Linked DNA regions of Mus musculus: region 2 is linked to region 1. Evidence: chromatin loops called from intact Hi-C (ENCODE). Cell type or tissue: heart. All regions are shown on one strand. Each heading gives the region's core, and the rest is flanking DNA. Links, peaks and the distances in the headings are about the cores only. Region 1 overlaps Mkks (McKusick-Kaufman syndrome). Region 2 holds the start of Gm46767 (a long non-coding RNA gene).

Region 1 (12,738 bases), core at 6,345-8,844:
CAGCACAGAAAAGAGAGGCTATTAAGAGCAGAGAGAGAGAGAGACAGAAGGAGTGCGGTGTGTGTGTATGGCAGTTTTACAGAGACAGGTTGAAAAAGAACAGGGTAGACACAGGTGAAGACAGAACAAGTCAGAGAATGAGAAAGAGCCAGAAGATTAGAACAGATTGCCAATGTTAGTGCAAGGCCAAGCAGAGCAATTCAGACAGAAGCTGAGAGAAGCTAGATAAATCAGTTAGTTAGCTTAGAAGATTAGATTGCTAGAAGCTTCCAGGCCTAGGCCTAGGGATAATTACAACAGAGAAAAAAATGCTCTGGGCTTAATCCAAGCCATGCATTTGCACAGCTTGGGTATGGCTCTCATCTCATCCCTTCGTCTGAGGAAAGCAAAGAAACATTTACAAAAATGCTTCAGAAAAATAGGATACTTGATCAAAACCTTGTTCATAAAGTTAGTGAGCTTTATCACTCAGCGTCTGGCAACAGTGCTGCTTGGCCTGTATGAGTCAACCTGCTAGGCTGTAAACTTTAACATGGCTGGTCAGAGGAAAAGTCTGTATTTCTGGTCATGTGACAGAATGAAGGAATTAACTCTTTCATCAGCTTATTCTAAATGGCTGACCCATGGTCACTCCTTAAATATAAAAAGGACAATTTTATGATTTAAAAACAAACAATGCACACCAGAAAACTGCTAAAGACTGATGAAGTACTTATCATATCAGCTAAACACTTGAGATATGTTTAAAATTATATTGCTCTTTAGTTTTGAGCATTAGAACATCAGATGCTGGAGAATTTCAGAATTCCCAGTAACAGAATGTCAGCTTCAACATGCCTTACATAGACAATGCTCAAAGAACATGATCATTTGTTATATTAGAATCATAATAACCAACACAATCAATTTAGCATCTTGTATTTATAATTATTACTTTCTTGAAGTCAACCACATTATCTGAGTTTTGAAAAGTTAAGTAGCAAAGGTTCCTAGAGTATTATGATTTGGCCATTGTCTCACAAAACAAAAATTGTTGAAAATTCAAATAACGTACAGAGGCTGTTTAGCTTACCTTGTGTCTGACATATGCAGCCAAGTGTGTTTCTGTACAGCCACCTCCCAATAAAACCCACGGTTCCTTGATTGTTAACTGCAAGACGTGCATTGCTGTTTGACATGTGAGCTAAGGAAGAAACAAATTAAAGTTGGGATCTCACGCTAGTACACAAAGCACACCACACTCTCATAGCATCTTAGACTGTGAACTCAGAGCCAGGCTTTTGAATTTTCATTTCTCTCTCTGTGTGTGGTAAGAGAAAGGGCAGGCCAGGACACATGCGTAGAGGTCAGGGGACAGTTTCCACTATGTGGGTTCTACAAAGTGAACCTAAGTCATCTAGCTTGGTGGTAGGTACCCAGATTTTTTCTTAACTTAAAAAAGTTAGGTTTATCATGTGTGTATGTAGGTCAGTGTGCACACGTGCTTTGGTATAAGTGTGGAGGTAACTTGTGGGAGTCAGTTCTCTTCCTCCCTCATGTGACTCCTGAGAACTGTATTCAAGTCATCAGGCCTGGTATTCAGTGCTTTTACCCACTCAGATATCTCAGTAGTGTAAAGGAACAGATTTTAATTTACAAAGAACAACATCTATTTTATCAAAGTTTTAATGTGACTAATTCACATTTCCAATAATGACTAGAGAATGAAGGACACAATGGTCTTCTTTCATGAAATTAGATTAATATTTTTCTTTCCATCTACTTTGCTCATAAACATATGGCCTAAAAATATCCGCATTAACGAGGTTTGGTGGTATTTCCATAAAAATAAGTCTTAAGTTGTATAAATGTTATACAATTGTATAAATTGTTTTAGAAATGATAGTGAGTACTAAGTAATAAGTAAAAAACAGAAATCTCTGACTTACTAAGGATGAATCTTTAAGCATATGTGAATCTTTAAACTCATGATCAATTCCTATGCTGTCAGTTCCCTTATATAAAATGTACAGAAAACAATAAACTCTACTCAGAAGTGGGAGATGGATAATGACTAGGAAATCCACTTTCTGACTGAATTACTCATACGCATTACCTGTACTACTCAGTCCAGCCATGTTCAACCTGTGGCACACGAGTGACATGCTTCCCAGGATGGCTACGAATGTAGCACACCATGTTTGTAGATGGCAATGTGGTATTGCTATGCCCAAAGACTGGATACTGTATACAATTCAAATTAATTTCTCAGAAAAACTTCCTATTAAGAACTTTCAGGTTTCTTATAAAGCGCAGAAATGACAGATGGTACACTATATTCCAAGTTTACTGTAGCAGCCGTTAAATTAGCTTACTTGAGCCTTTGCCCTGTCTCTGCCCTCCTATGGTCCTGGGATTGGTGCTCATATGTACCAAGCATATGTTTTACCTTTGAGCTATATTGCCAGGCCCTCCTTCTGTCCCTTTTGGTCTCGTTATTTATATCATTGTGGAAATTATAGAAAAATATGAAAAACCAAAACAAACAACCCAGACCTCACCCTGCAGACCCTTTGCATGACTGCTTCATCCCTGCTGAAGGCCTTGGAATCCACCTACCTTCAGCTCCTCCCAGGCGGTGTCATTTCTGCTGCAGAGAAGCAAGGTGCAGACAGTGGCCTCATTAGGAAGAAGATGAAAAAAATGTTTGGAGCCAAATCTTGCAGAGCACACATCTTTCACACTTCCATAAGTAGTAGAAACTATTGGGTTTAGAGAACCAATAGGCGTTGCTCCTATATTTGTAAAGTATAAAAAATATAAACTGTGTAAGCAAAGATGAGACCCTTAAAACAATATCAACAAACCAACAAACATTAATTCCTAGCTAGTATAAGGGACTCCACCAAGCTTATTAAAAATATGAAATATAGGATAAAAATGCATCTTCTTAGATCTCTGAAATTTACATTCTTCTATTTAAATATTATTTCTTCTCCTCCTCCTCTTCTTTTTGGCATGGCATTTTGCTATGTAGTCCTGTCTGGCCTGGAATTCACCATGTAGACCAAGATGAACATGCAATTATCCTCTTGTTTCAGCCTTTTGAATGCTGAAATTACAAATGTACATGTGGCCATCTTTGCTTGTTTGGGCTATTTTTGTTTATGGATTTTGTCATAGTTACTTTTCCATTGCTGTAAAAAAATCCTCCATCAAAAGCAAGTTAAGGGGGAAAGGGTTATTCTGGAGCACAGCTCCTGACAGAAGAGACGCTACAGAAGCAGGAGCTCAAAGCAGCCATTCCTGGAGTCAGGACAGCAAGACGCATGCGTGCATGCTAGTGCTCAGCTTACCTTCTCTGCTTTATACTGTCTCAGAACTCCTGCCAGGATTTAATGCTATTCACAGTGGGGTCAGGACTTTCCAGGTCAACAAAATTAGGCAGATTGGTATTGTTTATTCATTTAATTGTATGTGTATGTATGTGTTTGTGTGTGTTGCTAGGAATTAAACCCAGCCATGCCAATGTTAGGCAGATGCTCTGCCACTAAGCTACATGCCTAGTCTTACCTATCTGAACATCTGTTAAAAGCTATTTTGAATGTTCAGGAAAAGGCACATGAAAAAAAAATGAACATATTTTTAGGAAGTCCAGGATCCCCCTGTTTAAAAAAAAAAAAGAACCACATTAAGGACCTCATTACTTTTGAAAAAGGGTCAGAAAAGTCCTTTTTAAAAGAAGTCATTTGGCTCTCTTTAAGTCACTAACTCCCTTTTGCCTATGAGTTTTTCTTTTAATGTAAATAGGTATGCAAGTGCAAAAATAAAGAATATAACACTTAATTCACTATACTGTTCTTGATTCTTACATAGATCACAAATTAAAATATAAATAAAGGTGATTTCAATATTTGCAAAACCTCTAGAGGTAGTTAAGTTATATAAGGAATCTACATGGACTTCCGTAAGAAATAACACTTAACATTTGAATATCAAAACTATAACTTGTAGCAATTCACTTTTTTGGAGTGCAGATTTGTTTTGCCGAGAGTTAGTCCAGGCTGTCCTTGAACTTGTTATGTAGATGAGGACCGAGGATCTTGATAATCCTGTCTCTTCCTCACAAGTGCTGGAATTAGGTATGTGCTATCATGCCCAGATACCAGAAAATTTTAGGAATTGGAATTTTCATTTTGTGTTCTAGGTATCTGAGTTAAGTAACAATTTTGGACTAGTGTAGAAAACCAGTGCCTGCTTCCCATAGCACTGGTGCTACTGGAAAACATCCCACACCTTAATTTACAAATCCAGAATAGCCAATGTACTGGGTGAAGTAAGCTGCAAACAGTTAAACTAATGCAAATTAGTAGATAATTTAGATCATAAAAAATGAATTCCAAGTAACTATTTGCATGTTCTTAGTAACTTTCATTTTGGTGGTCACTAGGTTGACAATATCCAATGTTTGGCATACATGGTTTTTAGTGAACTTTAATTCAGTAGGTTGTAACTCACAAGGCAGGTGTGATAGCTTGTGGTCAGAACTTTATGACTAGCCCCAAAACACAGGTGGACCTTGCTCAGCAAAAGGCAACCACTGCAATCAAAATGAACGTAACTGATAATTTGAGCTTGTCAGTGCAGTTATGGGTACATTGATTTGAGAGGTGACTCATATGAGAAATTCAACTTATTTTTGTCCTAACCATGTATGTGTGCTTTGCCTGCTGAGTTTGTGATTGTTACTCACCAACTAATTTTAAAGGTCTGAGGGCCAGGCCTATTAGCATCCGTGTCAGTAAAGAGTGCCCTTTGATCTTAAGAACTCAGCTATAGATATTCTTGGTAAATGTCCAGCATAGATATATTTCTTGGAGTTATAATAAAAGTGGAGAAAATGAAGCATTCCAGCCAGAAAAACCATGTCCTGAATGTTAGAGGATTTAAAAGCTTTGTAAATTTAAGACCTTATACTTATGTTAGACCTTTCAACTGCCTATACAATATCTGAGGGTTAGATCACAACAGACTACACCTGAGGTTGGGAATGGCCACCGCCGTTCTAGTTTTTAGTAACTGGGCAATGGGATCTTTTCTAGAAACAACAGACATGCTTACAGATGATATAAATGCTGTAAAGTTGGTGGCTTCTAAAAATGTTCAAGGTATTAACAGTAACACAAACTAAACCTCTCTGCTCAGAAAGAGTGATGCATTAACTTTAATGGGCAAAAGCCAGGAGAGCCTTTTACCTGTCACTTTGCTTAGAGATTCCATCAGAGTCACCCCAACTCTGTCGATGGCCATAACGTGGCGCTCACTGAAGAACTGTTTCAAAGATGGGTGGATTACTTTTTGGCACAGGACAAGGTCTACATGATCAGTGACTAGTCGCCTTCCTAGATTAAGCAACTGCTCTAAAACTGCATTCTCAAGGGACACTTGGTAATGGGCCACCACCACTCCTTCTCCAGCATTAGAAAAATCTCCAGATAAAGATGTACAGAAGAGTGCCACCCTAAGGCCACTTGCCTTTTGAGTGGGTAATAACCTCCTTAATTGAACTTCTGATGCTTCAATGAGTAGTCCAGGTAATACAGTAGAATCTGTAACTCTTTGGCCCTTTAAGGGAACAATTATACTCTTCCCTAAAACCATTCGTTCTTCTGTACTTTCTGGAATTGTAAGTAAAAAAGCTTTCAAAATCAAAGCACCTATGTGATCTGTTTCCTTTCTGGTGAGCATACAGGCTGGTTTGCTTGTTAAGATACTGTGTACCAAGCTGAGGAAGGTATGTGTACTTCTGAAGTCAACTGGGATTCGACAACTACAGGCTTCAGACTTGAGATAACTGGTACAGAGACTCAAGAGGTATTTATTTAATTTAATAGCAGTTGCGGGTGTCAAATCTAGTCTTTGAATATTTTCAATCAAGTTGCAGCACAGAATGGCTGTGAATAAGCCGCAGTCACTGAAGCAGGACACGTGATTCTGCACGGATGACGTTAGGATCTTTAATACGGGATGGGTGACTGAAAGGTTTCGAAGCAGGGCTGAGGACTGTGAGGTTGTGTACACACAACCTCCCAATCCATTGTGTAGCTGCTTCAGCCTCCCTGAAGGGCCATAGCATGAGGCTATGACTCCTTTCAAGACAGAAAGTGTGGACCTGACTTTCTCACTTGTCAATGGTTCAGTTTTACACAACGATGGCTTCTTAGCTTCTAACCGAGACATCCTGCTTCAGGTGTAACTTGTGAAGGCAGCTTTAGTTTGTTCATATGGCTTTCATTTTATTGCACTGTCATGTGTTTGAACATTAAAGACTGGTCTCCAGGTATGAGTCTGCACATGCAGCATTACCAGCTACAAAATCAAGTGGTTTCAGACAATAACCAGCATAGATTAATTTAATGACATTAATAATCCAAAGTCTTTATTTTGCTTCATTCTTCAATATTCTTTTGTCTGCCTCTGGCCTCAGACCTCACAGACTCTTTTGCAACTCTCTGTATAAAGTATGTTCCAAGATGGACGCCTATGAAAGTCACCCCAGCCACAAGAAGCCAGTTCTTTCTAATCCAACTGGGGTTTTTCATTTCTTCTTTTATTATCAAGTTCAGATTCAAAGTTGCTTCTTTCTATAAGAAATTAAAAAAATTTAGAATAATTCCATAATACTTTATAGGTAGCAAATTTAGTAATTTTAATACTCTGCTCAATTTTAAGAAAGAGAATGTTAACTGTCACAAGCCTACTGGAAGTGAGAAAGGGAACCCAATGGACTTAATACTCCTTTGCTTCTAGAAGACAAATGGCACATTAGAAAACTGAGGCTTTTTCACCCTTACTGACTAGTGTTCACAGTAGTAGAAGGTACTCTGCACACTACCCTAAGAGAAAGAAACATCAACCCAGCTACGAACCCTTTGACCTCCAACAGTGACCTGTCTGCACTATTGCTGGTGCACTAGTGGTACAACCATGTGAGTAAGCAAACACTACGTGATTGGATTTTTAGGTCCATTTCATGAAACAGAACCCATGCCTGACACTGCCAAAGTGGTCAATAACCTGAAAATAGATACTTAACCTAGAGGAAACCCCAGTTATTCTGTTAAGAGATCATGGCAATAAAATGACTCCTATTATAGATTAGAATCTTGTTCAGCCGTCATCAGAGAAGCTTCTTCCTGTAGTAGATAAGGACTCAGAGTCTCACAAGAGGAAAATGTGCAGAGAATGAGAGACCTTGAAACACTCAATCCTAAATGGGAAATCTTCATCAAACCACAGGAACCACGTGGAAGGGGAGGTATAAAGAGTATAAAAGCTAGAGGTGATGGATGACTCCCAAGAAAACCATCTTCCAGACATAGTAGTATGGCACACACATAAACTCACAGCAACTGTGGCAGTTTGCCCAGCGCCTGTACAGGTCCAAAACAAAACGGTTTCCAGTGCTGAAAATTTCTTTATTTGGTGTAATTAAAAAAAAAAAATCATTGTTTAGCTTTGAAACTACGCTTGAATAGGAATGTATAAAGATAAAATCCTGTCTGTACATAACATGACAGCAAGATAGCTATGATGGTTAATTTTAACTGTTAGCTTGACACATTCTAGAGTCACTGTGATGGGAAACTCAATGGGGTAATTACTCAATTAGTGAGAGACCTGCAGTGTGGGTAGTACCATTCTCTAAGGAAAGGATTTTAGAAAAAAAATTAACATATATAAATACACACATACACACACACACACACACACACACACACACACACACACACATATATATATGTATATATATATATATATATATATATATATATATATATAGAGAGAGAGAGAGAGAGAGAGAGAGAGAGAATGAAAGAAAATTGGGTGCGTCAGTGCTCTGTGCTCTTGACTGTGGATATGAGACTAGCTACTTTAAGTTCTTGTCACCTTAGATTCTGCACAATAAAGAACTGTAGCTTGAAATTGTAAGCCAAAAAATAAAAAAATTCCCTCCCACCTTAAATTTGTCAGGATATTTTGTTAAAGTAACAGGACAAGAAACTAAATCAGTAGTTGCTAGTATTCCTACTGCACAAACTCATTAGTATAGTCTGCATTTAGTTGAATCAATCTGCAAAACAACTATATTAGTATACAAACTATGCTATAAAGACTCGGTTAAAGTCAGAGTTAATTTTATAGTTTTAAGTACTAGTCTATTATTTTTAGAGTCCTTAGTTAACTAATGCTCACCAAAATGTTGATCAATGCAAATAAATACAGAAGCCCTAAAGAATGTCCTAGCCAACCAAGAGAAAAGGGGGTCATGACTCGTCACAATCTCTGCACCACACAATGTCATCACATCCCAGTGGAGATGCATGTGTGCAGCAGCAGTCCACGTAAGCCTAGGGAGTAAAGTCCATGCTGGGAGGCATGAAATCCTGACAACTTAACAAGGTGAAGATAGTAGAATTATTTCAACGGTTATTTTAGATTCAGCAAAATCTTAACAATAGTAGTTATTTTTAATAAAATCTTAAATCGTCTTCCTACTTTCTAGAGAAAGGGTCCCATGTAGCTCAGGCTGGCCTCAAATATCCTAGGTAGTCAAGGGTAACAATTAACTCCTGAGCCTCTTCTCTTCAGACATATGAGGATTGCTGCATGTACCATCAGATCCTCTAATGTTTTTTCTTTGTTTGTTTTTTCGAGACAGGGTTTCTCTGTATAGCCCTGGCTGTCCTGGAACTCCCTTTGTAGACCAGGCTGGTCTTGAACCCAGAAATCTGCCTGCCTGTGCCTCCCAAGTGCTGGGATTTAAAGGCATGTGCCAACACCGCCCGGCCCACTCTAATCTATAGATGACTGAAGCATCAACAAAATTTTGCTTTCTAAATCAAGAGAATGTAAAGTGTTACTAAAAATATGATTGCAGACTACTTTCTCCTAAAGAGAATTAGGGCTCTTTGTAAAACTGACTCATTTTAGGCCTGAGGCAAAAACTACTCAAGCTGAGATTTCCACCAAAGACTACTTGGGTCACGTCAAAAATCCAACATAAGCACCGACTTAGTAAGATGCAAGAAGGGACACTGAACACTGCAGACATGGTGATGGCCATGGAGTACACACTGTGTAACCACACGCTTAAATTGACAGCAGATACTCAAACTGCCAGAGCACTGATGCATTTGGAAGGCAGACAGCATGTTCCTTTACCTATTCTGTACAAATGCATTCTGGGCTAAGTGACTAATTGAGGGGCAAAATTGAAGCAGAAAAGAAATGGTCCAGAATTTGAGCAGCATAATTGGGTAGCCCAATGACAAGATGGATTGGCCCATCACAGTAGTTGGTAAATTAAGGCCATGGACCACAGTACTCCATAGCCTATTTTTGTAAGGCGGTGTACTACAAGGGAAACAAGCTCCTTCACTTATCCTGTTTATTAGTTCATACAGAGCTCAACAGGAACTTTATATTTATGGGCAGCAGGAAGTAAAATGTTAACGTAAATCCTCCTGTCTTATTGTTCTCTCCTATATCCTGGGATTACAGGTGCCGGCCACTATACCCTGTCCTCTAATAAAAAAAAGTTAGTGTGTACCACAATCAACACAATTCTCAGAATGGAAGGCATTTCTACAGAGAACTTAAAGTTTAGGATTAAGTGGAAGAAATACTTCCAATTGCCTCAAGTCAATTCAAATCAAGTCTTGCTGCTAAAGGAGTTTGACAAATACATAGCTGTTTTTTGTTACTTTGTTTTTACTCTCCCAACCCACCTCCCAGTTTGACTCCATATCAATGGATAGGAGAAAAAGGATAGAAAGAGGGAGGGAAGGAGAAAGAGAGAAAAAGACAGAGATAGAGAATCTAATTCCTTTCCTTTTGTTTCTTCTTTGAGCATGAATACTAACAAACTGCATACAACCCCCCTCACCCACAAAGAACCATCAACCCCACCTCCTGGGGCCCTAGCATTTCTATGCTCTCTGAAGTTTCCAGAATTCCAAATATCACACACTTGCAGAAACTATCTGCAGCTGAAGAAACCATGCCTCTGCTAGCTCAGCAGGCAAATCATAGCTGCTGAGGGACAGTCAGAAGCAGACCCATATCTCCACACCTGAAATCCAAAGGAAAGCACTTTCTTATACTATTTCTGTGTTTTTTAAAGACACAGAAATGCCACAATTGTCACTATGCAAAAGTTTTGCTTTTTAAAACTTTTCAAATTTTGGGATTATGAATGAAGGATTAGAGACTTGAATTATATAATCACATCCTCTTGATTTCAGTGATTTTTATTCATAAATTATTTTGAACTGCAAATATGCCTATCTTTGTCTTAAAAAAAAGGGCTATTTGGATGTACCTTAACAAAAAAAATAACAGTTTATTTATTTTCAGTTTAGTCTTTTTCTTCCTGGGAAATAATACACTGTTGACCAGATTTAATGGAACTTACCTGAAAACTGCAAGATGGCTACTTCTCCTAGGTTTGGCTCTTTGGTGGACTTGCAAGTCCCAGACTATCCAGCTCAGTGGTATCGTCCTTAGGAACTTGGAAGACAGGGCTGCTTTTGATTCTGTGCCACCCCAAATGTATGAACCCAATTAATGGTACCATAACCATCAGAACTTTGTACTCTCTCCAGAGATTCTGAAAGCTCATAGTCTGTTGACATCAGCACACCTAAGAAAAGATTAAAAGGGAAAATTAAATCAACTCCAAAACATAAATGGTCTCAAATCATGCCAACAAACACAAACAATATTGTATTTCAATAAAATTTCACTTATAGCTTGGAGAGATGGCTCAGTGGCCTTGCTTTTCTTGACGAGGACCTGGGTTTGGAACCCAACAACCACAAAAACAGTTTACAACCATCTGTAACTCCAATTCCAGGGGATACAACACTCAGGTCTCCGCTGGCATCAGGAACATATTCAGTGTGCAGACATATAGTAAAGATAACTACTAATACACAAATTTAAAAAATAAGTTGACTATAAAGATATTTTTCAAGCTGGGTGGTGGTAGTGCACAGTTTTAATATCAGCACTTAGGAGGCAGAGGCAGATGAATCTGAGTTCGAGGCCAGCCTAGTCTACACAGTGAGTTCTAGGACAGCCAGGGATATACAGAGAAACCCTGTCTAGAAAAAATGGAAACAAAACAAAGAAAAAAGGATATTATTCAAAAGTTTAGAAGGAGCTTCTGCTTGGGAGCACTGACCTAGAATTTCCACAATGGTATGAAGATGAACGCCTCCCAGTGTGTGGGGACATTTGTCACAGTGGTAAATGAGCCTAGTGCATCACATTTCATGTTCTGAGCCTGCCTTGGATTGCAGAGGTTGACCATGGTCTCATGCTACCTGCCCTAAATCAGAGCACAAGTGTCTACACCATCAATTCTGCCCTAAATCAGAGCACAAGTGTCTACACCATCCATTCTGCCCTAAATCAGAGCACAAGTGTCTACACCATCCATTCTGCCCTAAATCAGAGCACAAGTATCTTATAGTTACACCATCCATTCTGCTCAGATTAGCTCCATTCACCCTAGCTCGTTTTTACTACGGAAGGAACACTGCCTGAACGAAGTTCTACACCTCCACCTTGTTCTAGTCTTTTGGGCAACCATCCATATGGGCCACCAAGGGACAACAATGAGCTACATACATCAGACCACAAGTATCTTTAAAGTCTATTTCTTTTCTATGATGGCAACTCTTCTCTTTTCACTTCTGCATTAGGAGATTTTATCTCTTCAATTCTCCAGTAAGACTTTAGTCAGGTTTTATGTGATTGTTACATTCCCAAGCTGAAAGAAATGACAGTAAAATGGAGAGAGAAAAGGCAATTACATGTCCTAGAAAATCCTAAACACTTGGGTCTCGATATCAGATTTCTCTGTTCTGTAACAGTGCCAGTTAAAACAATTGTTTAGTTATTTTCTACTAACATTTGAATACAGGGTTCTTTGACTTTTTAAAAAAGAGATTCTTATTCTGTCTATGAGGTTTCCTGGGCGCCATCTGCTGGCATTCTGGGCAGTGTGAAGTTTCCTTCGGCTTAAAATATATGAAAAACAAAACACTCATGAAGAGAATACCAGCGAGGTTCTTAAAATTAATTGACCTGGCTCTTGTGCTTGGGATGTCTGATATTAACTATTACTTTGTCTTTAATGAAAATGTTGATGTTGGATAGTTGTAAATTCCAATCATTGACTTGAATAGTTCTTTTAAAAATACTGTCCTTATAAAAACAGTTGTTATTTTCAATTTAAGCAACAGTCCAAGTTTGGTCTTTAGTGTAGACACCAGGCACAACTGAAAAAATGGCTAGAAGAGAAGATTCTTAAAGTTTTCCTCTTAAAGAAACAACCTTTGAAGAAATAGCTATGTCTAACTGGACTTAATCATCATGCAGCATATAGTGCCGTACAAGTACAGATTTAAAGGAAAGGAATCCATACTGTGTGCACGCCTAACCTGTCCAGCATGGCAAAGAGAAGAATGGTTTGCCCTCCCCCCACACTTTGTAGATATCTCCCCTAAAATGGCACAAATTTTGTTAGACTTTTCTAGTCGTGTAAATACACATACACCAAATTAAAACTAAACTTCTACTCCCAGTGAGCCAATGGTTTGCAGTTGAATTCTACAGTTTCCACTCTACAATCTTACTGCTTTTCTCACTCACCACTCAAGGACAGCTTGATCAACATCTAAGTTGGGG
Region 2 (12,738 bases), core at 4,833-7,332, 49 kb before region 1:
TAATATTTCATTTTGTTTTGTTTGATCAATAGTTCATTTCTGATTTTTAATTAAATAAAGCATAACTCCTCTGGGACATCGATGATAACAGATTTTATTGCAAGAGATCCCTTAGAGGGATGCAAGGCTATGAAACTGCTGTGTGAAAGATCATGTTTCAGAACATTCTGGAAATCTGGTCAAAAGGTTTACATCATTTATATAAACTCCCAATAAAGAAAGAGGAAATGTAAGATCCAAATTATGTTTTAGTTTTAGTTACTGTGCCAAGAGGTCAAAGAAATAAAGATGCTTCTGACCTGTAAGCCCCTGTCCAAGGAAGGACGCTTCCTGAGATGCTGGCGGCTGTTGCTTACGAGAGATAATAAGCCACATAGTTTCACTCTTCTAAACAAGTTTGGTTACACTAGACATGCTTCATTCCACATGGGCAGGAAGTGTGCTGGCCACTGATTGAATGTAAGTGGGAAGTACACACACAGGAAATATGGAAGGATGTACGCTTGCTCCTGATTGGACCTGAAGAGATCTGGGTGAATTGTGGATTTAACCTTTCTAAGTCCCTGCAAACCATGTCTTGGGGACATTTTCTGGAAACCCAGAGATGGACCTGGCTAGAGAGTCCATCAACCTGGCCAGTATTTAATTAGTGTTTGCTTCAAATTAGGCTTTAAATTGTGGAAGTGGTCTTATTTTCAACCAGTGGGATTAAGAGAAACATGAGCTATGCATAGGTTTCCTGACTGTGTTGCAGAAAAAGAATGTCAGGACAAACCAGCATGAAGCCTAGAGTTCATGATGAAGGTTTTAGCATAGATTTAAACTTGATGATCACTAGAAAGGCACCCAGGGAAAAGATTGCATACAACCCAAGCACAAATGTGGGCTTTTCAAGAGACTTACATTTAAGGGTCTTAGTGATAGTTGTAGGTAGGACTTTTTAGGCTTTGAAATTGCATTGTTTGTAGGGTTTCTAAGGAATGTCACCTCGCCCAAAACACACTTGGGTCTTAAGTGTGGTTTCTTGCTATTTTAACATCCTTATTTGAAGTGTCTATATAAAAGAAATACTATCTCTGTTTAGGCAACCTTCACAGCAAATTTTAATAATTGTCTTGAAATTCTTTACTCTCAGATTGAGACTTCATCAAGATACTGGAGTGAGTGGCTCTTTTCACTTTTTATGTCTACTATTTCTACTTTGCTGCAGTATATATAATATTTTATATGAAGAAGTAGATTCCCTGATCAGCATTAAAGAAAGCCATTGGCCCAAGAAATTGTGAGTGAAGGGTTGGAAAACAGATTTATAACGCAAAGCATTGATGTAAAGAGATGCACTCTGGATAATCCTGACCCCAACATGTACTGTTAATTCCATGAGAATAACATCAGAACCACAATTTTAAACCAAATTTGAAGCAAAATTTATTAAATATTGACAAATACTAGTAAGGGTGATGCACATACCCAGACCCAGACCCAGGATTCCCGGAGAATGGTTGTGAATTACAACAGTCTGGTGCTTATAAAGGCAAATCTCACAAGGCTTTGTTTCTCCCGCCTTCATCCAATCAGGGGCAAACATACATCCTGACATAGTTCCTGCCTGTGTACCTCCCACCCACATATGATCAAGCACATGTAGTGGGGGCAACCAACCTTACTTACAGAAGTGAAAACTTGTTATTTTTCATGAACACCACTCCCCTCCACACACCTTGGATTCCAGAAAGTTATCTGCCCTTGGGCAAGTGGGACTTACAGGTTAAAGGCATTTTTTTTTATATCTCCTAAGAACAACAATTTAAACTTACAACATAACTTTAGCCCTCACAATACATCATCAAAAGGAGCTATATCATTTTGGGCATTCCATTATAACCTGTAATGACTAAAGGACCTAGACAATTTGTCTTTCTGGGACTGGGCTGTACACTCAGGCTATCTTCAGGTTCATCTATTTTCCTGAAAATACATTTTTATTTTTCTTTACAGCTGAATTGAGCTCCATTATATATTCATACTACATCATCTACTCATCACGTGAAGGACTCAGCCTCCAGAATGTTGAAATCATGAGAGTATACTGCTGATTAGCTAGTCTTTTGTTATTATGATAAACACCATGGACAAAATCAAACTATAAAAGAGTCTATTTTGTATTATGGCTTCACAGAGAATTGGGAGGCATGAGAACAGGCAGTAGGCAGTCAAAGCAGGAAGCTGAGAACAAGTTGTTAACCATAAGCACAAAATGAAGAAAGCATATTCTCTCTCTCTCTCTCTCTCTCTCTCTCTCTCTGAATTGGTACTTTGACTGTACCATGTGTCTTCAGTGCTCACAGAGGCCAGAAGAGGGCATCAGGTTTTCCTAGGCTATAAGTGGTCCTTGAACCTGGGTTCTCTGTAAGAGCATTCAGTGCTCTTAACCACTGAGCCATCATCTCTACAAGGCTATAAAATCTCAAAGCGAACCCTCAGTGCCATACTTCTCTAGCAATGCTGCACTATCTCCTCTAACAGCACCAACAAGGTGGAACCAAGTTTTCAACTATTGGAGCCTATTGATGATATTTTTTCATTTAAAACACTGCATTCTACTCCTTGGCTTCCACAGGTGCGTGGCTATATCATAATGCAAAATGCACTTCTGTAGGCAGACATTTTTTTGCAACCTGATTTTAATAAGGATTCAGTATCTCCTCTATCCCATCACCCAGCAGAGGTGGTGGAAGAGAAAAGTTATTAGGATGTGGGGGAAGTGGACCTGTTCAGCAATGGTTCTTTGGGGGTGAGCTTGATCTTCTTTGGCAGAAGTTCAGTCCCATAGCAAACACCAAAGATGACTCAGGAGCTGCAGACCAGTGCTTTAGGCAGGCAGGAACCAGGCAGGAACCAGCAGCTATAGTCCAGTCCTTTCAGCAAGCAGACACCAGGCAGCTGTAGTTCAACCCTGAAGAAACCGCCAGGCTCACCCCCTGGCCTAAGGCAAGGCAGCAGAAGTGGCAGCTACCACAGGAACCTCATAAACCCCATGAGCAGTTCTTGGGCAAGTTTCTCTCAATGATGACACTACCACAAGTTGAGCTCAACAATGCTATGTAAGGTGAACCAGTGCATGTGTGTCTTAGCTAAGAATAGCAAGGCAGAGCAAACCAAACCAATACTCAGTGCTTGTTTCCCACTATCTGTGGGGTCATAGTTATACTCCTTCATCAAGTATCCTTTCACGTGTTTGCTATATCCAAACATCCTTTCACCTGTGTCCACTTCAGGAAAACAGTCTTTCATGTGTTTGCTTTAGCAAGACATCCTTTCACCTGTGTGCCCTAGCAAAACATCATTGACATAACTAACTTTCCAAAGAAATGTGAAGTTTCCACTTCACACTACATCAATCTTTAAAAGTACCTATCGTCTTTTTACAATATTTTCTTTTACATGGAAAGACTTAAAAAGAGGACAAAAGCTGGGTAGTGGTGGCGCACGCCTTTAATCCCAGCACTTGGGAGGCAGAGGTAGGCAGATTTCTGAGTTCGAGGCCAGCCTGGTCTACAGAGTGAGTACCAGGACAGCCAAAACAGAGAAACCCTGTCTCAAAAAACCAGAGAGAGAGAGAGAGAGAGAGAGAGAGAGAGAGAGAGAGAGAGAGAGAGAGGAGCATAGTGAGAAAATGTCAGATGTGTCAGATGAAAGCATCAAATCCTGCAGCTGTAGTACTACAGCTCATGGACTACATTTTCACAGGGCTTAGATGGTTCTACGTGCCTAAAACACACATCTTTCTCCTGGACTAGAGCTGTTCCCTGTATGCAACATTCCTTAGTAGATATATCATGGCTCAGGAATCTCCAACAGCTTGGAATCTACACTGCCACATAGACTCTACCATCACAGCTTGACACAAGGGCCTCTCTGGATCTCCTGCCCTCTCCAGGATTTCATTCAGAAACTCTTCTGCCACTTGCTTCCTGCCCTCAATGGCTGTCTGAAACCAGAGAGGAGAACCCATAACCCTTTCACTCTTCTATCTTTCATGTCACTAAAGCCAGTGCCATGTGGATGGCACTGCCAAGTTCAGCTACTTTCCACCATGTTAGCAGCAGCATCTGTGTGTTGAAGCAATTGCCTTCTAGGAGGAGCAGGTGACCCCTTGGGCTTTTTCATTCTACAAGTTGGAAGTTTAGCTGGGAGGAGTCCTGCCCTGGGGCACCTTATTTTTTCCTACGAAATAGCCTATTTATTTGCCAAAATATCACATAAGTGGCCTTTAGCTCAGTTACTAATATTGTTCCCCTCCAAAGCCTCTAGTGCCAGGCCTCCATCTTCCATATTATCCTCAGCACAACTGCTTTAGAGATTCACCATCTTGATGTTTTTCTAGCATAGCACCTTTTCAAATTCTCGGTCCTCAAAGCCTGATGTAATGAATATTGTTAGGTTTGAGACAGCCTCTCTTCCTGATTGTGAGCTCTGTCATGTAGCAGACTGCCTGAAGAGGACCCTGGTAGCCTACTGCTTACCTTTTGATGAGTTATGAGTACCACCCATACAGAGTAGAGCCTCATAATCCATTCCTTACACAGTGGTACATGTCCTCCAGCAGGGCTCCACCCCACTAAAGACTCCTCAATTCCTCCTTTCAAACAGTGTCACCCACCAAGGCCCACTGATACCTCTGATTATCAAGGACATTTCTTCTTTAAACCACCAAAGCCATCATTCTTGACTATCAGGAGCTTCAAGATTTTGGAAATAGATCTCACTATGCAGCCAAGACTCACTGCAATCTCATGATGTCCCTGCCTTTATGTTTTACTAAATAACATTTATTGTTTACAATCTCAGAAATTGAGAGGTTGAGGCTAGGGAATTATGAGTTCAGGTCAGCCCAGAGAACATAGGAAGATCCTATCTCAACTTTCCCTATCACTCCTTCAATTAATACAAAATAAATTATATTAGCTTTGCAAAGCATAGAGACGTTAAATCATGTGTTTGCCTTGTAGATTGTTATCACGATAAAACCACATGCTTATGCAGCTCCTTTAAAATAATGTAGAAGTGAAGTTACTTAAGCTTCATAACGATGCTTCTATTTTGCCTCTAGTTTAACTCAGACTATGAATAATTTAGAAAAGGGAATGAACAATGATCTCAAATCATCTCTTCATTGATTCAAAATGAAGAGATTGTTCTATGTTCTCATTAACTTATGTATTAGTTAACTTGTTCACAATTGTGACCAAATACTTAACAAACATCACTTGGGGGATGAAGGATTTATTTTGGTTTATAGAGAAACATAGGACACAATTTCTCATGACAGAGATGGCATACATGAGTGTAAGGCAAATGGACACATGTCACCCAGTCAGAAAGCAGAGACTCTTTCGGGCCCCATTTTGGCCCTGGCTTGGGCCTTGAGGAAAAACCCGAGCCTGGCTGGAGTTTCTGTGGCCTTGAGGGAGAGCCTAAGCCTGGCCCAAGTTTGAGACCTGGCTCAGTCACTTCCACATCAGGATGACTCAGCAAGACCTGTTTGACCCTGCCTCTGCCCTGCCATTGCTGATGTAGAGCTTTGCCACTGGCTCTGCCAGTCACTCCATACCCTCCATCACCCTTTCCTGACTCCTATGTCATTTTACCCCACTAAAAGTTCCCCTCCCTATGTTCCGAACTTATATAAGCAAGAGGCTGATGTCATAAGGTTGAGTTCCTGCTTTGACAAACTCCTAGCCCTGGTGTGTTTGTTTTGGGCAGAGACACTCAGCATCCTGTTCAGCCCTGGAGAGACTCGGCTGGGCCGGGTTCTCTCCTCTAGCTTGGACCTGCCAGCAAGAAGCCTGCAAGACTGGACAGGAAGTAGGGTCAGGCTATAAAAATGTCAAGGTCTACCCAGTGATCCACTTTCTCAAGCAAGGCTTCAATTTCTAAAAATACCACAACATTGAAAACCAACACCACCAACTAGGGACAAATGTTTGAACACATCAACGGAGGGAGAATATTTCACGTTCAAACCATAAGCTATCATGCACTATGAAAATAATTTGATTGTTTAGTGTATGGTTCTAGTCATTCAGTTGCTAAAGAAAAAGTTCAGTTTTATATTTCTCTTGATGTCACGCCATTTTTTTCCTGTCTCCAAAATCTATCATAATCACTTAATTATCTGCAGGAATATCTATTCTGCCAAGTTATGCTCCAAAGGCAAACTAGAAAATACAGATATAAAAATAAGGCTTATGATTTTAGTGAAAACAGGTTGGTGGTGGGCAGAGAGATAACTGAGAAATAAGTAGGTGATCTATCTGTAAATTTCATGTGCAGAGAAAGTTCTATAAACGTAAGTATTTATATATTGACACCTTTGTTTATAAAAAGGCTGATAATAGCTTCATAGAGTTTTACAAAAGCAGTAATTAACCGAGTGTGACATTTTTAGTCCTCACAGATGCCTTATTGCTGATGCCCTGATTTTAGGCAAACCTAAATATAGGTTCTATTTTTTTTTCATATAGAGTGTTGAGTCTATTTAATAAATTTTAATTAGAACCTAAATTTAGTACATTTAACGGTCAGGATTTTAAAACCTCAGACCTGGGCCCATTTAGTTAAGAGGTATGTCTCTTGTTACTTATTAATTCCCCATTACCTAGTCATTAATGTGGAATCCACAACATAGACTTGATGCAATGAAGGTCACACAGAGGAGTGTTTACCAATCTCTAGACTGCTCTTTCAGTAACAAAAACAGAACAGAAACCAAAAGAAAAGAAAACTTTCCTTGCTACGTGTAGAATTCTATTTTGAATAAAGCATGTCTTTTAGGGTAGTATAGAGGTGTGATTGAGGTGTTTTAATTTTGTGACAAATAAAATGAAAGAAATACATATTTCTTCCATAAGACAATTACTCAGAGGATAAACAGGTTTGTAGAAAAACAGAATGATAGTGCTGAGTAAAATGCAAATGTGGAGAGCAATGTTTGACTGGCTGTAGAGCAAAGCCTTCCAACGTTTGTCAGATCAGTTCTGTGCCCTCACTCCACCTTTAAAACATTTAGAGAATTTCTGTATTAAGAATTTCTGCCCTTTTCAAACACTGTCAGCACCTTGGCAGGTAAGAAGGACAGCAGTGCCTACTAAGGGTGATCTTAAGACAGACCAGAGTTGGGGCCAAGAGATGTACTGGTATCCAACGAGCTTTGAAAATGTGGTAACTCAGATTTACCAAAGCAAAGAGAAGAGGAAAGTTAGGTGGGAATAATGTATTTTGCAAGTTTTACAAGAACACCCATTCTAAATTCTGTAACAAACTTCAGAAGCAATAAATAAGGGAAGCTTCATTTCTGCCAAGGTTAACCCTTACCCACCCACAGTCAGTAAGGATTACTATTGCAAGCTTTGCCAAAGGCAAAGATAAGGAAATGGACTTTGTCCAGGCAGTTGAAATAGAACATTGCAGTGTCTTGGCAAGACCCTGCCAGGCCTTTCATGGGGAGGCCCAGACAAGTGTAAGTGAGATGACAGAGTCAGGATTCTGCAATGCGGCAAGTCTCTATTAGTTGAAGGGAAAATGTCTCTGTATGTGTAACTAAAGCCATAATCTCAGGTAATCAATCATGAGACAAAGGATGGGAGTGTGGAAGTGATACTCTTGGAGACTGTATACTCTTGGACTTGTCACAGGAACACCAGGAAGAAAACTTTAAGACGGTTGGAATTCATTGACAGAATGGAGAGCCAATCGTACTTAAAAGTCTTAAGCCCCAGGGAAGTTATTTCCTGTTCATTGTTTCATGAACTCAAAATGCTTACAGGATTTCTTAACTGTGATGGTTTCTGACAGCACAGGGCTCAAGTAAAGTTAACATTGGGAATTAACTTATTTACTTCCTAGTGTAGCCACACTCGACTCCTTGATTTGTGAAGAGCAGAACCAATTTTCATTTGTCACATTCTACCTTGTCTAGTCCTTAATGGACAAAATGGCAGCCACATCTGTACAATCCAGATGCCCAATGTTGCTTACCATTTGTTAAAACTGACCTAGTTGCGGGAGTTTGAATGCGAAATATCCCCCACAGGCTTGTGTATGTGACCACTTGATCTTCAGTGGCTGGTAATGTTTGGGGAGTTGGTGCAGCTTTGATAGAGGAAGCACATCACAGGGGTAGTCTAGAGAGTTCATAGAGTCACCCCTCTTCCAACTCACTCTCTTTTCTTGACATGCAGTTATTGATGTAATCTTTCAGCACCCTGCTGTCTTCACTCCACCATTACTAACTTCCCCTAAGCCCAAAAAAACTCTTGCATTAGTCATGGTGTTTTATCATAGTGACCCAAATGTAACTAATACAGGAGTAATCGCTTACGTTAAGGCACCACTATGGCACCTCTGACATTCCCAGGAATCAGGACAGTTAGGTAACAGCTAAGTCAGCCAAAGGTGCCTCTTTTAACTGACAAGATCTTGAAGGTCCCTCTACCGCCATCCTTACACAGACAAATAGCTTTCAATAACCCGATGTTAACAAGTTATATACTTGTCTGTATCTAAATACTCACTTTCTTTATACCATCTCTGATTATAAAACATGCTCTGCAAAAGTAAAGGGTTAGATTCTGTGCTCTAGAAAAGGCCAATGAGCAGCAGTATGGGTTTCTAAAAGTAGGAGACCTTCCAGGAACACTGGTGCCATCTTGAGGCGGGTAAGAATAAGGAAAACCTCAATTCCTGCAGATAATTATAGATTTTTAACTCCTTTTATGTTCTATCACCCACTCCCTTTAAAATCCATAGCTTCTTTTTCTTTCATTATTATTGTTATATATGTTAATATCTTCTTAAATTTTTGTTACAATGAAATGTAAAATAATGTTTACATACATATAAGCTAACTCGATTTAATGTCTTCTATGTCTCTCTGTATTTTAGGGGGCACATTCCTGGGAAAACAGATTCTCCCTCTCTAAGAAATCATTAATTGTCTATAGGTCTTCATCTAGGGGTGGGACCTCATTAGATTTCTTCCAATTACATTGGCTTGTTAACTGGTACATGTCATAGTTCAGGTCTTGTTTGGTCAACCATATTATTGAGATTTCATGACTCCCATGTCATACCAGAAGACACAATCTCACAACTGATTTCCTGGTTTTCTAGGTGATTCAATCTTTCTGTCCCCAATGACACAGTTTTTCCTGAGCCACCAGTATAGGGTTGTATTGTATATTTATGAGTTGGGGCTGAGTACCTTGTGATCAGTTGTTTTCTGTACTTTGATCAGTTGTGATTTTTCTGTAATAATCCCTGCTGCAAAGAGAAGGTTCTTGGGTGAGATGTGAGAGCCATACCTATCTGTGTGTGTGAAGTTAAATATTGAGAGTACAGTTAGGAATTATACTAGTTTAGGAAAGTGGCAGTAATAGATTCTCCTCTAAGATCCATGACCTCACTAGCTACAAGATGTTGGCTAGGTTCACAGTGTCAGGCATGATTTCCCTCCTGCTGAGTGGGCGTTGAGTCCGATTAGACAGCTATGGTTTACACCAAGCTATACGGTTTGAATAAGTATAGCCCCAGAGATTCATGTGCTAAAATAATTGGCCATAGGAAGTGGCACTATAGTGGCACATAGTCAGGGTCAGGATGTTTTAACTTGGAAACAAACAAATAACCAGGCACTTTAATCTGAGAGATGCCTCCCCCCCCGCCCCCCCCCCACAGAGTCCAGAGTAATTCACAGAATGAAGGTGTGTCTAATGCCAACTCCCCCAACCTGGTGACTCTAGGTTCTTAGAAACAGCTTGTTTGCACTTGGAGTGATTCTGCCTAGGGATTCCACCTGCCCTGGAGCACCAAGTCGTGGTCTACTGAGACCCGCTGCTTTGGTCTGGGGCAGTGACTGTCATCACTGTTTGGTGAACACATGAAGCAGAGAGCAGCGAGTGAGACACACAACAGTGTTCTACAGCTTGCAGTGAAACTAACCTTACTCTGACTTTTGGATTCCATGTCATCCCAGGAAGCTCCTTGCCACGCTGTGAGCCTGAAGACCAACTTCCCAGACAGTGAGCTTCCTGGCTGAAGAGCCACTCTGAGCATTTGGGTAGACTCCACACCCTTTCCTCCCTCCCTCCATGAGGAGAAAATTCTTCAACATTTATGATGGAAAATAATGAAAGTACCAAACTGTAATTGAAAGCGACTTTAAAAAAAGATTGTGTGTTATGCAGTGTTTAATTAACTGATGTAATTGAAAGCTACTTTTTATTTTTTATTTTTTTGTGTTATGCAGTGCTGTTAATGGCTTTCTTTTGTACTCAGCATCTCTGATGTGGCTAATGTGCAGCAAGGCCCCTATCAAGAGCATTAAAGGTGTGTAAAGCTGGCCTAGTGTGGCACATAGTCTCCTTCTGTTGCCATTGGATCAGGATGCAGAATTCTCAGCAACTTCAGCACCAAGCTTGCACACTGCCATGCTTTCTGCCATGATAACAATGGACTAAACCTCTGAAACTGTAAGTCAGCCCCAATTAGATGTTTTCTTTTATAAGGGTTGCTGTGGTCATGTCTCTTCACAGCAATGAAACCATAACTAAGACAACCACTATGGCACTTTTAGGGATATGGTTCCATGCTGGTGACTAATTGTTCATAGGTGTCACAGCTACATGGGTTATAAATTGCTCTCCCTTGTTGGCTACTTGCAAAGCACCTTTCAATACTTTGAAAGCTAATCTTAACCTTGACAAGTCTCAACAATAAACAGTGTCCAATCCTTTCCAATAGGACAACACCCAGCTCCTCCCCATGCATGAGCAATTTTGGTCAAGTATTTCCTTGTAGAGAGATAAGTAAGGCTAGCTTAAGCCAGAACTGCCCTTGGCAGAAGGGCATTTACTATAAATAATACAAGTCTGTTCTTAAAAGCAACCTGTCAGGGGAAAGTCCTATTTACCATCACACGTGGATGCATGGTGGGGATTATAGTGATTTAAAAGCATGGAATGTATAGCACAGAGAGATGGGGGAAAAGAGAGAGGGGGGAGAGGGAGACAGAGAGGGAGATAGAAAGAGGAAGAGAGAGAGAAAGAGAGAGAGAGGGAGGGAGGGAGAGAGAGAGAGAGAGAGAGAGAGAGAGAGAGAGAGAGAGAGAGAGAGAGAGAGAGAAAGACAGGCACAGACAGAGAGACAGAAAGACAGAGAGAGAACCTCCAAAGTTCTATAACAATCCAGCTGCCAGTCAGGGAAAGGATCCACCTAGTTCCTGCCCCTGGGGATCAGTTCCTCTCCATGTAAACTCATAAGAGACAACCCTGAAAAATAACTAGGGTTCTAAAGTCATGTTGTTCAAAACCTGCCTTTTCCCTATAATGTATTTGCCTTTTTTCTTTTTTCTTTTTTCTCTTTTCTAAATAAAAACTGCTGCTATCAACTATGTGCACTTTCTCAGTTATTTAATAAAGCCACCAAGAACCTGGAGTTCAACTGATCACAGGACCCCCTCAGTACATAGATAGAAAGCCAGCCAGGAGGTATTCTTCCCAAAGAACAGCTCACACCCTGCCCCTTTAACTGCATCTTTGCTCTCTCCTTTCTCATTAGCCATCTGTATCAGGTATATGTTGGACAGTTTAAAGCAACCTTGATACCTGCCACCTAAAGACTCTACTGGCTGGATAACCAGGTCATAAAATAATGCAAGAGACAAATTCATGCATGTGTTATAGGCATGTATACTACCTACTTTAAAAAAAAAAGAAAAGGAGGAGGAGGAGAAGTTTACTTTCCTTCTGAATTTCCCTCTTAACTTCTTCCTATCTGTGGCAAATGATAGAGAGCCTAATATTCTGATCTCATTTGTAAATTGAGTTCCAGAGTTGAGGAACATTGTCCTTTCTGCACACTGGGCATCGTCAATTCCAAGGGCCAGAGGAAAAAAGATTTTCACTTAACCAGGATAAAACTTATGAGCCACCATCTGAAAACGCCCCTCCTATGCTAAAGATTCCTATGGGACAGGAAGAATTGTCTAAATCTTTTAGATAGGCATATGGATTTCCCTATTTTCCGAATATACTTGTTAATATCAACACTCAACTTCTCCCTACTCAGCATATTTACCACTATACATCTATTTGCTATTCTAAAATCAAAAGTTTGTTTGTTAGTAACCCTTGTATACATTCAGTTCTCTTCTTCCTGGAGTAGAACATAAGCAATGGGAATATTTTCAAAAAAGTGCCAGCGCCTAACAAAGGCTGGAGATGTATAGTGCCCTTAGGAGGGTTCCCCTAAAATCTCCAAATATGATCTATTCTTACCCTCCTCAAGGAGACGCCTCTGTGTGAGGAAAGAAGATGTATTGCATTCCATTCTCTTCATTATAGGTCTCATAGGAAACTCTCCCCATGCTCCAGCAGAAAGAGCTCTAGATGTATGCTCAACCACTGCTGAAAGTTAGGTCCGAACAATCCTAGAAAAGATGTCTTAGGTTTTGCTGAATATAGTTTAAACTCAGTACAGACTTGGAAACAGAGGGAAATGGCATCAGAAAGTAAGAGAAGTGGTAAAGCTTCATGGCTCATCACTTTTAAAGATTTTACTATATACACTTATTTAGTCAGTTTGTGTGTGGGTGTAGGTAGGTGGGTAGGTAGGTAGGTAGGTCAGAGGACAGCCTTTGGAAGTTAGTTATCTTCTTTCACTATGTGTGTGCCATGT

What was found. Peaks named below come from ENCODE experiments on the same cell type or tissue, not always from the same donor. Only the 100,000 strongest peaks of a DNase experiment are listed, where the experiment ranks them.
Region 2: a loop joins it to region 1, with 2.1 times the contacts of the local background. A loop is called at or near these places in 3 of 42 quality-filtered maps.

What each region holds. Positions count from the first base shown.
Region 1 is chr2:136,875,017-136,887,754 of GRCm38, forward strand. It overlaps Mkks (McKusick-Kaufman syndrome), which reads right to left. Exons shown (of 6, transcript NM_021527.2): 2 at 10,457-10,684; 3 at 5,235-6,623; 4 at 2,599-2,774; 5 at 1,073-1,183. The coding sequence starts at 6,219. Among named protein-coding and RNA genes, the nearest start is that of Mkks, 10 kb to the right of the region's middle. In heart, for the core only: no CTCF peak of the experiment used is centred there; no DNase peak of the experiment used is centred there.
Region 2 is chr2:136,827,393-136,840,130 of GRCm38, forward strand. It overlaps Gm46767 (a long non-coding RNA gene), which reads right to left and starts at 5,201. Exons shown (of 3, transcript XR_001783485.2): 1 at 1-5,201. In heart, for the core only: no CTCF peak of the experiment used is centred there; a DNase peak (open chromatin) is centred at 5,809.